2 separate regions of the Homo sapiens genome follow, and region 2 is linked to region 1. Evidence: chromatin contacts called from ENCODE Hi-C or POLR2A ChIA-PET data. All regions are on one chromosome and are shown on one strand. Each heading gives the region's core, a stretch centred on a gene start or an enhancer-like site at or near the end of the contact. The rest is flanking DNA. Distances are from core to core; before and after follow the strand shown. Region 1 holds the start of CSE1L (chromosome segregation 1 like). Region 2 overlaps PREX1 (phosphatidylinositol-3,4,5-trisphosphate dependent Rac exchange factor 1).

What was found. A loop is a pair of places that touch in the nucleus more often than their neighbours do. ChIA-PET counts read pairs that join two places held with the same protein, here RNA polymerase II (POLR2A). Pooled maps may share reads with other maps.
Region 2: a pooled map shows a loop between it and region 1 (2.9-fold over the local background). The contact joins the enhancer-like site here to the promoter of CSE1L in region 1. A Hi-C loop is called at or near these places in 8 of 50 pooled maps. POLR2A ChIA-PET finds 5 or more read pairs at or near these places in 2 of 52 experiments (BJ and activated naive CD4-positive, alpha-beta T cell).

Annotation. Positions count from the first base shown.
Region 1 is chr20:49,043,758-49,050,862 of GRCh38, forward strand. CSE1L (chromosome segregation 1 like) reads left to right here and starts at 2,555. Exons shown (of 25, transcript NM_001316.4): 1 at 2,555-2,666. CSE1L-DT (CSE1L divergent transcript) reads right to left here and starts at 2,299. Exons shown (of 2, transcript NR_110625.1): 1 at 2,103-2,299. RefSeq lists enhancers at 2,178-2,327, 2,878-2,947, 2,913-3,553.
Region 2 is chr20:48,748,830-48,755,934 of GRCh38, forward strand. All of the region lies in intron 1 of PREX1 (phosphatidylinositol-3,4,5-trisphosphate dependent Rac exchange factor 1), which reads right to left. Among named protein-coding and RNA genes, the nearest start is that of PREX1, 76 kb to the right of the region's middle. RefSeq lists enhancers at 597-1,192, 2,795-2,924. Within about 2 kb of position 2,516, at least 17 of the 41 ENCODE cell types and tissues checked have a DNase peak (open chromatin) inside an H3K27ac peak, as active enhancers do.

The DNA.
Region 1 (7,105 bases), core at 1,305-3,804:
GCAATAGTAAAAATACATCTTTTTCACCAATGTCTTTGTTTTTTTTTAAAATGTTCCACCGTCTTCTGACCATCATGGTTTATTTTTATTTTTATTTTATTTATTTATTTATTTTTTTAAGACACAGTCTCGCTGTCACCCAGGCTGGAGTGCAGTGGCTCGATCTCGGCTCACTGCAGCCTCTGCCTCCCAGGTTCAAGCGATTCTCCTGCCTCAGCCTCCTGAGTAGCTGGGACTACAGGCGCATGCCACCACATCTGGCTAATTTTTGTATTTTTGTAGAGACAGGGTTTTACCATGTTGGCCAGGATGGTCTCGATCTCCTGACCTCATGATCCGCCTGCCTCAGCCTTCCAAAGTGCTGGGATTACAGGCATGAGCCACCGTGCCCGGCCTCACCAATGTCTTTCACTCATGTATCTTTCTCCATGGACTTCACTTATTTATATATGGCATTTCATTCAACATGCAACAAACATTTATTAAGCAGCTACTGTGTGCCTAGTGCTGGGGGTACAGCTGTGAATACCATCAATATGGGGCTAGATGTGGTGGCTCACACCTGTAATCCCGGGGCTTTTTTTTTTTTTGAGATGGAGTTTCGCTCTTGTTGCCCAGGCTGGAGTGCAATGGCAAGATCTCAGCTCACCGCAACCTCTGCCTCCCGGGTTCAAACGACTCTCCTGCCTCAGCCTCCCAAGTAGCTGGGATTGCAGACGTGCGCCACCACACCCGGCTAATTTTGTATTTTTAGTAGAGACGGGGTTTCTCCATGTTGGTCAGGTCTCAAACTCCCAATCTCAGGTGATCTGCCTGCCTCGGTCTCCCAAATCACTGGGATTACCGGCGTGAGCCACCATGCCCAGCCCTATCCCAGTGCTTTAGGAGGCGGAGGTGGGAGGATCACTTGAGGCCAGGAGTTTGCCTGGGCAACATAGTGAGAGCTCATCTCTACAAAAAAATTCAAAATTAGCCAGGTGTGGTGGCAGGTGCCTGTAGTCCTAGCTACTCAGGAGGCTGAGGTGGGAGGATTGCTTTAGCCTAGGAGGTCGAGGTTGCAATGAGCTATGATTGTGCCATTGCACTGCAGCCTGGGTGACAGAGCAAGACCCTGCCTCTTAAAAGAAAAAAAAAAAAAAAAAAAAAGCCCTGGCCAGGCGTGGTGGCTCATGCCTGTAATCCCAGCACTTTGGGAGGCCAAGGCTGGCGGATCACAAGGTCAGGAGTTCAAGATCAGCCTGGCCAATATGGTGAAACCCCGTGTCTACTAAAAATACAAAAATCAGCGGGGCATGGTGGCGGGCACCTGTAGTCCCAGTAACTTGGGGGGCTGAGTCAGGAAAATTGCTTGAACCTGGGAGGCAGAGGTTGCAGTGAGCTGTGACAGCACCACTGCACTCCAGCCCTCCAGCCTGGGCGACAGAGCAAGACTCTGTCTTTAAAAAAAAAAAAAAAAAAGAAAAGCCCTTGCTGTATAGAATCCCTTAGGTTATGGATGGGGAGGAGGGCAGGGGTTTAGGAGGGGAGAAGCGGAAGGAGGAACAAAATAAAGAAGAGACAATTAGTTGGAGAGTGATAAATACCATAATGATATCATGGAACTAGGCTTACCAGATCAAACACTGGGCACCCAGTTCAATGTGAATTTCAGATAAGCAATGCATGATTTTTAAGTATAAATATGTCCTACACAGTATTTATACTAGAAAATTATAAATTTTTTTCTAAAATTTACATTGACCTGGGCAGCCTGCATTTTATTTGCTAAACCTGGCAACCCTAATTTGTGTGCTGGGTGGTGGTGAGTGGGCAATTTCAGATAGGCCTCTTTTGTGGAGGTGACATTTGAGCTGGAACCTAAATGTAAAGAAGGAGCCAATCATTCAGGAATCTAGAACATCCCAGCACAGGGAACAGCAAGTATAAATGCTCTAAAGTGGAAATAAGCTTGGAGCTTAGAGGAACAGGAAGAAGGTGGGGTGGCGGAGCTGAGTGAGGGTGAGGAGAGGAGGGAAGCGGAAGGTGATGAGGGCAGGCAGGCTGGCAGGGGCCAGATCCCATATGGTTTGTGGGCTGTAATAAGAGTACCAAAACTTACATACCAGGCCAGGCGCGGTGGCTCACGCCTGGAATCCCAGCATTTTGGGAGGCCAAGGTGTGCGGATCACTTGAGGCCAGGAGTTCGAGACCTGTCTGGCCGTGTCTCCCTCTAAAATAGAAGCTCCAAGAGGGGCAGGAAGTTCTCTTCCGTCTTAGACCCTATGTGCACGACCTTGGATCGATCAACATTGAACACCTCCTACGTGCCAAGCCCTGACATCAAAATGGGTCAGAAGCCAGCAGCCGCTCGCTGAATCTGTGTTCCTCTTTGGAAAACGAGAACCGTGAAGCCTGCTGGCATGGTCAGAGCCAAAGAGCATTGTCACTTGTGAGATCAGCGCAGAAACAGAGCGGGGCCCCGATTGGCCCTTCGAACTTGGGTGGGGCCAGAGCATTCCTGGCCCCGCCCCCTGCAGCGGGCCGCTCGCTCATGCGCTCTGGCCTCAGGCTCGCTGTCGCGCCATTTTGCCGGGGTTTGAATGTGAGGCGGAGCGGCGGCAGGAGCGGGTAGTGCCAGCTACGGTCCGCGGCTGGGGTTCCCTCCTCCGTTTCTGTATCCCCACGAGGTGAGGCGCGGGGCGTGCACGGCCTACCAGAGTGGCTCTTGGGGCCCAGCTGAGGAAGGGATGAGGCGCTCCCGGTACTAACGAGCGCTAGGGAGTGAGAACCGCGCCTCTGGGCGAGAGCGGAATGTGGGCCCGGGGTTCGGGTGGTGCGCTCAGGCAAGGTCTTCGGCTTCCCTAGGGAGCGCTTGCCGCGCCTCGCGGCATCCTAGGTCTCTGGCCCAGGTGCGGCGACCCCAGGGCCTGTGAGGGCTGAGGGCAACTGAGGCGCGGCCTAACGCGAGCCTGCGGATTGCCCGCCCTTTCCTCTCCATCACGGCGCTGATTGGCTGCGCCGCCGCCTCTCCGCTCGGGAAGGCCGCTCCTTATTGGTCGCGCTCGCATGTCCATTCTCTGCGACGGTGGCTGCTAGCCGCGCGAGCTGAGTGTGCGGCGGCGAGGCCTGCCCGGGCGGGGACTGCGGGCGCGTGGAGCTGCGGCTGCCTCGCGTCGTCCCTTGCCCTAACTCTAGTGAAGCCCCCGAACTCACCCTTCTCTAACCTCTGTACTTGTATCCCTGACTGTAAAACGGGCATCGTGATCTCACTTTGCTGAATTGTTTGTGAGAATTCTAGTCGGTACACCCGGGACATAGAAATCCCCTGTAACGCGGGTTGGGGGAGGGTTCCCTCGTTTTGGGAGAAACGCTGTGCTGTGGTGGTTCGGAGCATAGACTTTGGAATTAGATCGCCTGGGTTCATTCCAGACGTAGCCTCTCGTTAGGGGTGTAACTTGAGGCTGGTCACCTCATCTCACTGAGCCTCCATTTCCTTAGCTGCAAAATGGGGTTAATAACAGAATCTACCTCGGAAAGTGGCTTTGAGGATGCGCTGAGTTATTTACCGTGGTTTACAAAGGTTCCCTGGGAGCTGACGGTTGTTTATTCATCTCTCCCACCCATCTTTCTCCTTAGCCAGTGTGGCTTTCTGTTTCTTCCATATTCCAGGGTTATTCCGATTTAAAATTATTTGCACATGCCTTTTGTTTGCTGGGGAAGTACCAACATTTTTGCAAGGCAGGCCGCCTCTCCCAAGTTTCCCTCACCTTAGGCCTCCCCTAACCAACCTCTTCTTTTGTTTTCTTTTTCTTTTTCTTTTCTCTTTTCTTTTTTTTTTTTTTTTTTTTTTTTTTTTGAGAGAGAGAGTCTCGCTCTGCCTCCCAGGCTGGAGTGCAGTGGCGCGATCTCGACTCACTGCAACCTCCGCCTCCCGGATTCAAGCGATTCTCCTGCCTCAGCCTCCCGAATAGCTGAGACTACAGGTCTGAGACTACACGCCACCACACCCGGCTAATTTTTGTATTTTTATTAGAGACGGGGTTTCACCATGTTGATCAGGCTGTCTAATCAACCTGTCTAGGACCTTTCTCCCATGGCTCTCCATCAACATCACCTGGTTTTAGTTACTTCATAGCATTTACTAACACTTACTTATTGCTTACTTGTTATCTTTCTCAACTGCTAGAATGTAAGCTGTTTGAGAGCAAGGACCTTGTCTGTCTTGCTTACTTCTCTCTCCCTGGTGGGTGCCATCCCACCTGTGCTTGCCACATGGTAGATGCACAAGTATTATTCTTCCTTGGAGGCACAGAAGGGGACCCTTTAGTCTTGGATTCCACCAATTGCTCTTTTTCTCACCTTGGGCCCACATAGTCATATCTTTGGCCTTTCTCTGTGTGTGTCTCTCTCTTTTTTTTTTTTTTTTTTGACATGCTTTCAGAGGATCCTAATGGACCTCGTCTCTCCGCTCCTACAACCCTTTATCTTTCACTTCTTACCATCAGTGCAAGGGAAGTCTCTCTCCCCTTCTGATTACTTCTGCTGGTTGGGGTCTGGGACAGGATTGGATGGATGCAAGAGCAGTGCTCTAGTTTTGGAATTAATTTGTTTCTTTATTCATTTAATAACTTTATTGAGCATCCACTTAATCTCTGGGAATATAGTGAAAAAACAAAAATGGACAAGGTCCCTTCCCTTGAGGACCATGTATTCTCGTGGGCGAAAGAAAAAACATTAGATAATTTCAGATAGTGACAGAATTATGTGACAGGTGAAGAAGGCTTTTCTGAGGAGGTGACATTTGGGTAGAGACCAGCCATTAAAAGGTGAGGGGCAGAACATTCCAGGTAGAGGGAATAGAAGGCTCAAGGCTCAAGGACAGGAACCGGCTTGGAATATTGAAATATTTAAGGAATATCTTAGGTTCCTAGAGTGTTACATGAAGAAGGGAGAAATATCCAGGACCCGGATCATAGAAGGCTTTGTAGGCAATGTAAGGAGTTTGGATTTGATTCTAAGTGGTATATTCCTATGGTTAGAAAGCAGAGGGTAGGTTGAGGTGTTGGGATATGTTCTTCATGTGTGGGTGCCAGATAGTTTTCATTCATTGGATCTCTTTCCCTCTTCCCAAATGTAAGGCCTCGGGAATGGTTCTCTAATGTGTTGAGGACATATCTAAGAAAAAGGCAGACATCTTGGATCAGCTTATGTCACAGATGTCTGTGAGATGGCTTTGGAAAACAAAGCTTTTATTCCAGAAATCTCCACCTGTAATTGAGGGCCTGTGGGAAGATGCTAGACTTAGGTCTGGCCATTCATTCAACAAGAAGAACTTGGAAATTTAGATGTCTGCCATAACTGATTTATTGTGATGCTTTTTTAAGTTTCTTAATTGTGTATTGGTAGAGATTTCCAAAGATAGTTACGTGGAGAAAGAAAAGTATCACCCCCTCATTTAAAGGTGATAAAAATGAATTCTTATCTTCTCCCTCCCTTTTTTTTTTGGAGACACCATCTCACTGTGTTGCCTGGGCTGACCTGGGCTCAGTCTATCCTCCTACCTCAGCCTCCCGAGTAGCTAGGACTACAGGCGTGCACCACCACACTCAACTAATTTTTATTTTTTTTTTGTAGAGATGGCACCATGTTGCCCAGGTTGGTCTCAAACTCCTGGACTCAACCAATCTGCTTACCTTGGCCCCCCAAAGAGCTGGGATTACAGGCATGAGCCACCCTACTTGGCCAAAATGAATGTTTTGTTTCTAGTTTGAGTCATTTTTAGATCAGTAACACTTTTTGCATTTATATATTGCTAATATTTCAGAGTGTCAAAGTACCTTTACTTGTGGTTGCATAAGATAATTAGAGCTTGATCTTGTTGATAATTATGAATACCTGTAAAATGTTCTCTAAAAGTCCCTGATTTCTCTTATTTTCTCAAATTAAGGATAAGCTTAGAATTCGGTTTTATAGACTATATCTGCAAGGCGATATAAAAAGGATTTGTTGACAAATAGTTCCTTAAAGAATATTCCCAAAGAATAAACTTTGGAAGGCCAAGGTGGGCGGATCACTTGAGCTCAGGAGTTCCAGACCAGCCTGGGCAACACTGGAACCATGTCTACAGAAACAACACAAAAATTAGCCAGGTGTGGTGGTGTGTGCCTGTAGTCCCAGCTACTTGGGAGGTTGAAGTAGGAGGATGGCTTGAGCCCAGGAGGCAGAGGTTTCAGTGGGCCAGAATTACACCACTGCATTTCTCCAGCCTAGGTAACAGACCCAGACCCTGTCTCAAAAAAGAGTATTAAGATTCTGGGATCTATGTAGTATTTTAACTTTGAGGGATTATAACATGCATATTTATATAACCCCTCACTTTTTTTTAAACTTAAAAATAGTCCTACCCTAGCATCTCAACTTAATCATTTTAGGTTTCATTCTATTATGTGGTTTTATTTATTTATTTTTATTTTATTTTATTTTATTTTATTTTATTTTTGGAGACAGGGTTTCACTCAGTCACCCATACTGGACTGCAGTGGCAAGACCTCAGCTTATTGCAGCCTAGACCTCCCGGGCTCAAGCAATCCTCCTGCCTCAACTTCCCTAGTAGCTAGGACCACAGGAGGGTATCACCAAGCCCAGCTAATTTTTTTTTTTTTTTTTTTTTTTTTTTGAGATGGGAGTTTCACTTTTGTTGCCCAGGCTAGAGCTAGAGTGCAATGGTGCAGTCTTGGCTCATTGAAACCTCTGCCTCCCGGGTTCAAGCAATTCTCCTGTCTCAGCCTCCTGAGTAGCTGGGATTACAGGCGCATGCCACCACGCCCGGCTAATTTTTTTTTTTTTGTATTTTTAGTAGAGACGGGGTTTCATCACATTGGTCAGGCTGGTCTCGAACTCCTGACCTCAGATGATCCGCCTGCTTCGGCCTCCCAAAGTGCTGGGATTACAGACGTAAGCCACCGCGCCCGGCCTGAGCCCAGCTAATTTTTAAAATTTTTTGTAGAGACAGGATCTCACTATTGTTGCCAAGTCTGGTCTTGAACGGTCCTTGGGGTCAAGTGATCGTCCCATCTCCACCTCCCAAAGTGCTGGGATTACAGAAGTGAGCCACCTTGCTCAGCCT
Region 2 (7,105 bases), core at 1,266-3,765, 290 kb before region 1:
GTGGTTTTTAATGAAGCCAGAAATTAGAATTTTTTTTCAAAAGAAAAGTCTCCCAGTTTTGAAGTGTTGGTGAAAAAGCCCTCTGTTATTGCAAGGAACTGGATTTTAGGGGTTGTGAGTAAAAGTGGGGGGACCAGGGCAGTAGGGTGCAATGGTGCCAACAAGAGATGACGGTGGCCTGGCACCAGGTGGTGTGGGTAGAAAAGTGGCAGAAAGAAGAGCTGCCGAGGGGTCACACGTATGGGCTGAGAGAGTCACAGGGATAAATGTTGGGGAAAGGAGAGACAGCAGAGTCAGCACCTAAGGGAGACCGAGGCCCAGCACCCACAGCCACCTCCGCCTGGTTTGCCGGAACTCCAGGATGTGGGATCTGGCTGTAGGCTAACCTGGAAGCAGCCACATGGAGACCCCTGGGAAAAGGAATTCATGGTGCTGTCATAGCCACAGGGCCACGGGGAGCTGTGGGGCCTATCAGTCACCTGCCCTGCCAAGATGGATGACAGATTGGGGGTCCACACGGGGGCTGCTCCAGGTGAGCACATGGTCTCCCTGTCACAGAGCCCAGGTGCAGGCTGATTAAGACATGGGCTGCAGGGGCCTGTCTCATCCCACCACGCTTGTCTAGGGAGATCTCTGAGTGCAGGAGAGATGGCGGGGACAGCCCAAGATAGTGCTGGGGTCAGGGGAAGCGGAGCAGGTAAGCAGAGAGGAGGCTAGCCCTCTGCACAAGGCTGTCAGATCCTTTCCATCACCCAGAGACACGACACGTCCATGCCTGCCCCCGGGAGCCCGGCCACCTGCCCAGACTCAAGCCTCTTGGGAGGGGGCGCAATGACAGTCCACATGGCGAGTCACAGAGGAAGGCAAGACACAGGAAGCAGCTTCGTCTCTGTCCACACAGAGTGCAGAGCCATCTCAGCCAGTCTTGGGGCTTTAACCCATTTATGCCTAGTGTTCCATTACTGGAATGCTAAGCTTGTGGGAGTTACTTATATCCTACTCTTCAAGGTCATTGCCAAGGTCTGATTTTTTATTAAAAAAAAAAATTGCAACCTCCAGCATAAATGGGTTAAATCCCCTTTTTTTATGACCCCCATGTTTATATCCCCAGCCTGGACTTCTCCCCTGAAACCCCCAGACTCTTATCTCCAGCTGCAGATTCAGTGTCTCCACCTGGATGTCCAAACTCAGCCTGTCCAACACTTAATTAATGACCTTTCCCAAACTCACACCGAACTCTTCCCCACTTAATGGCACCTCTGTCTTTCAAGGGCTCTAGCCAAAACCCACTAGCCGTCCTCAGCCCCTCTCCTCTGACACTCCATTTCCAATACATCAGCAAATGTTACCAGCTTTACCTGAATACTACAACCACTGGTCCCCATCTCCACAGCCACCACCCCCCCAGTCCAAGCCATCATCATCTCCTGCCTGGACTAACACAGCCATTTCCCTCCTGGTCCCCTTCACCCTCCCAAAAGTCTGTTCTCTACACACACAGCCAGGGAGATCCCTTTAAATATGTACAGGAGATCAGTCAATCCATGCCTTTAAAATCTCCATGGCTTCCCACTGCACTTAAAATCCAAATCTTTCCATGGTCCCCATGATCTTGTCCTTGTTAATCTCTCTGATCTCATCTTCCAGTACTTCATCCTCCCACACACCTCAATATAAATAATCTTCAGCCACACTCTCATTCTAGATTCTATCCACCTGCCAAATACACTCCTGCCTCAGGACCTTTGCATATGCTGTTCCTGCTTGCAAGATGTTCTCCCCCATTCTGCCCTGAGCAGCCTCCTCATCCATCCGGCCTTAGTTCAAATGTCACCTCCGCCAAGAGGCCCTCCTCTTCTTAATGCAAACTCCTATCTTCCCATCTTGCGTTAGGAGCTCATTTGACAGATGAGGAAACTGAGGTTAAGCAATCTATACAAGCTCCTAAGGGAAAGGCCAGGATAAGCAGGGATCATGGCTGGGATGAAACCATAACCCCCAATCCAACATCAGAGGCCAGGTTTGGAAACTGGTGAGTCTGAGTTTCAACCATGGGTCCTTCCTGCTGTGTGACCTCAGGAAAGTGCACTAGCCTCTCTAAGTCTTCATTTACTCTTCCCAGTGGAATCATAGGAATACAGCACCTTTTAGAATGTCATGGGATAAAGTGAATGGAAGCTCCCTGAAGGCAGGGACCCTGCCTGTCTTGTTCACAGCTACGTCTTCAGGGCCAAATGTAGTGCTCAGCAAATAGCAGGTGCTTGAAAATCAAAGGAAGGTTTGGAATGCGCCTGGCACAGTGCCTGACCCATGCCGGAGACCTCGACTCAGGCTCCTTGGAAGTCTGTGGATCCTGTTTTTGAAACGACAATGAGCGGAGGGGACAGGGACTGGGGTTCCTAGAGGATGTTTTAACAGGGCCTGGGATACTGACAGGAAGTCAAGCTCCAGCCTCCCCAGACTAGAGGGAGACAAAGGCAGCCTCACCCAGCACAGCCAGGGAGGGCAGGAAGCTGGGAGTGCCGCACTCCGCTGGCCTAGATTGGGGCTTCCTGTCCTGGTTTCTTCACACGAGCTCTGCCACCGCTATTGTGCTGCAACAATGGGAGGCTCGGGCCACCCACTGAGGAACTGCAAACAAGCCGGTGTGAAGGCCACAATGGGCAGCTCGTGACCCGGAAAGAATGGGCAGCAGAGGCTCTGGGACCAGCCCTCCTGCTGCCCAAGGCACGACTGGCTTTTCCAGGCAGCACGGCGTCCCCTGCACTGGCAGGATGGTGAAAGGGACCCTCCAGGGCGACTCTTCCTTTGTCCAAGGCTTGACAGCTTTGAAACACTCAGGTCAAAAGCAGCTCTCATCTCCGAAGCCTCCCTTAGACACAATACTGTTCTCAGGATTTCCAGGGCTGCCTGAGAAACTCCTCCAGCCTCGGAAGCTTTGCCCATGCCTGGACCACTTGTCCTCACATCTGCCCAAGTCCTCCTCTTCATTTTATGAATGTGATGATGAAATACGTCAGGGATACAGAAAAGAATAGAGAGAAACAACAAACACCCACAAACTCATCACTACCCAGCTTTGGCAAATCTTAATACTACACCGAATTTGCTTGAAACCATTTGCAAAAAGAAATTCAACAAGTCTAGGGGAGGCACAGACTGGAAACGGGATGAGGAGGCTCTTGGGGGTGCTGGAAATGTTCTATATCTTGATCTGAGCAGTGGAGACACAGGTCACTGCATATGCAAAGCCCCAGCAGTATGCACTCGAGATTAGTTCAGTTTACCCACAGTACCATGCAAATATCAAACCTCCATGTATTAAGTAGAAAAGGCAGAAAGGAATCATTACAGAGAGAGGTGAGCCACTGGGCACCTTCTCTCCCTGCAAGGTACTTGGAGCTGGTGCTCCTCATTCCCACGCATGCCTCTGCCCACTTACCAAGCTGTGTGCATCTATAAGCAAGAGAGAATATTGTTTTGCATGTTCACAACATTTTTATAAGTAGCATGCTTTCAGCAACTTGATTTTCTCACTCAACATCATGTCTTCCACATTTACCCATGTTGATATGTACACTGGGCAACATCTGCTATCCAGACCCCACCCTTACCCCACACCACATCGAGCTGCCAGCACCTGCATCTCTTGGCCTGAAGACCCCGCTCTCATGTGCAGGGCAGGCCAGAGGTGCGGAAGAAGTAAGACTGCCTGGGAGCAGCCCTCAGTGATGGCCAGCAGGACCTGGCATGAAAAGACAGATGAGGAAACTGAGGCACTCGATGGACACTATCTCCCCGAGTGCCTTGATGGATTCAGCTCCGGTGGCCCCCATGGTAACCCGCTTGATGACACACCTTTCTTGGCTGCCTTCTCCTCCCTGCCTCACTCCCCCACTCTCCTATTGATGCTTCCTGGGGTGACCTCCCAAGTATGCTACTTGCCCTTGAATCAGTCTCGGGTCATGTTCTTTGGGGAATCCACAATAAGACAGACCTCAAGTTGTTCATTTCATTGCTTACTAGTCAAAATCACAGCATGAAGTAACCACTGCCATGCTGCAGACACTTGTTTCAAACATCCTTACTGTAAACAATGGCACTCAGGTGTAAGTTCTTTCAGCTGTATACTCTCGTCGACTGGGGTATGGGTATACAAGTTCCTCTAGGTGATGCACATGTTTCCTCGAGCCCAGGCGTTCAAGTTCCTCTAAATGTATATCCAGGTCTTCTGGGGCATAAGAGAAGGACCAGAGAGACTGTTTACTCAGCTCCCAGCCTGAGTGTTTCCAGGGTCCCCAGAGCTCTAGACTGAGCAGGAAGCCACATCATAATTGATTAGTGATGTCTGCCATGGATGTGGCAGGGAGAGGGTTAGAAGGATGATGAGTTTGCCATCTCCAACAAGCTCCCACTTAATGGAGATACCAAGAGTATGAGACACTGGTCTGAGGTCAAACAGCAAACTGGTGACAAAACACAGATTAGAACCAGGTCTCCCGATGCCAGGCCAGGTCTCACCTGTCGCCCTAACCTGAGCCCAGTGGTTCTCAACTTGGGGGTGATTTTACCCCCTAGAAGACATGTGCCAATGTCTAGAGACATTTTGGGTTGTCACAACTGAGGACAGGGGTGCTCCTGGCATCTAGTGTGTAGAGGCCAGGGATGCTGCGAAACACCCTACAGTGCACAGGACAACCCCACAAAGACACAGCTGACCGCAAACAACAGTGACAAGGTCAAGAAATCCTTGCCTCAGAAAAGGCTCTAATTAAAACCTAGAAAAAAATCCAACCTCTTCCACCGCCCAAATACTGTCTAATGCGGGCTCTTCTCACCCCACTGGCTCAGCTGCAGGTACACTGGTCTCCTTTTTGTTTCTTGAACACACCAGGCCCCCAGCATCCAGGCCTTCGCACGTGCTGTTCTTTGCCTACAGAGCTTTTCCCAAGACATTCAATTGGCAGGAGAGGTCCCTCCTCTCACAGGCCACCCCTGGACCCATATAAGAGAGGATCTCACCCACTACATAGCCACCTGAACCCTGTTACCCTTCACAGACGTCTCCGCTATTGGCTGTGCTCTTATCAATTAAGTATGGATAGGTTTGATCATTCAGTATCATCTCCCTCACTAAAGTATCAGCTCCCTCAGGGCAGAAGTCAATTTCCTTGGCCGTCTACGCAGCGCCTGGGACAGAGGCTGGCACACAGCAGGTGCTCAAGAGAGACTGGTATGTGGAGAAAGGATGGGAGAGACAGGGAGAAACTGAGAACAGGCTCCAGAAAGTAAGCTGATATCGAGCTGGGAGAGGCAACTAGAATAAGAACACCTTTTTAACTCACTAACTACACCTTTAGGCCTCATTATGTGCAGGTGCTGCTCTAGGTGTTTTAATCCTCAAACTCGAGGAGGCAGGCATTGTTATTACTATGTCCATTCTACAGAAGAGCCTAAGGCCCAGCGCAGTAAAGACCTTATTTAAAGCCACACGGCTGGCAAGTGAAGGAGCTGGGCCTTAAACCCAGACAGTCTCCATCACGCGCCATCAGTGAGTGACTGTGGACAATGAACCGCATCAGCCTTTAAAACAGGTAGCAGCTGCCCTTAGGGGTGCCCCTGGGGAGCTGCCATCTGCCTGGAACCCATGGCTGCTGTTGCCTGGGGAGGATAAATCTCTCCCTGGAGATAAAAAGGACAGAAAGAGGCCTTGAAGTCACTCCCTGAGACTGATGCCGGCAACCTGATCTGCTTGGGGAGGGGGCCCGACTGCCCCCAAGGACACCTCTGCCGTGGCTGGGGTGACCTCACCAGACATATGGTGAAACTTGAGAGGGCCAGGGTATGGGCTGGGAGCAAAGGGAAGCGATGAGTGGGGGTGGGTGGGGGGAGCTCCAGAACACAGCCAAGACAAAAGGGGGTGCCCTGAGGACCCCATCCCCAACATGATCTGGGTGGCGGGGAGTCGGAAGCACAGTGTCATGGAACAGCAAGGGCCTTGGAATCTGAGCGATGATAATAAAATCGCTATAACAGCAGAAGGGGGCTTACACAGCCTGCTGCAAGCCGCCCCACACAGCCCAGAGTCTGGGGAGCTCCCCAATTGCCCAATGACCCCTTCAAATGCCCAAATCCTATGCTCCATCCATCCAAGTTCTGGGTATTTATCCTACAGGGGAAAATAAATCTCATATGTGGCATGAAGCTTTACCTTCAATATCTGATTTATAATTCCATCACTGGGGGTTTAGTTAAATAAATTACCATCCAGCTCAACAAGGAATGATCATGCTAAAAATAGTTTGCAGAAGTCTATTTAATAACACGGAAAAGGACTGTTGATGTATCCTTAACTAGGAAAAAAAATCAAGTTACAAACAAGTACATAAAATATAATCTCACTGTTGGTTAAATAAATTCTCTCTCCCTAGGCATAGAAAAATGAAGTATGGAAGGAAATACCCATACTACAAGAAACTATGTAGGAATGTGGCCAAAATTACTAGCTGTCCCCCAATATCATTCTCTCCTTTTCCTTTAGAAACAGAACTCCAGATTTAAAAATAAGGACTGTATTTCCCAGCATCCCTTGCAGCTAGGTGTGGGCATGCAACTAAGTTCAGGTCAGTACAGCATACATGGCATATTATGTACAACATCTTGGAAGTATCCTTGTGGGTTGGGGGAGGAATGGGTAGGGATTCTCTTCTGCTATTCCCTTTTCCTACTGATTGGATTGCAAATGCGATGCCTGGAAGTGAAGCAGACATCTTATACCATGAGGTAGAAGCCACGTGTTGGGGAAAACAGAGCAGCATTCAGTAGGCACTTATGTTCCTAGTGATGGTACAGCCAACATATCCGCCCTGGGTCACCTATAATTACAGAATAAGGAAATAAACTTTCATCACATTTAAGACACTGTTATTTGGGTTTTATCACAAGCCACTGAACCTAATCCTAACTGACAGAGGGGCATTCTAAAGAATTTCCATTTTCTTCTTTCTTCATTTATTTCCCTTTCCAGATTTCTACAATGAACATGCTACTTTTTAAGCAAAAGTCATTTTTAACATAAATGCATGTTTTTATTTTTCTGGATGGG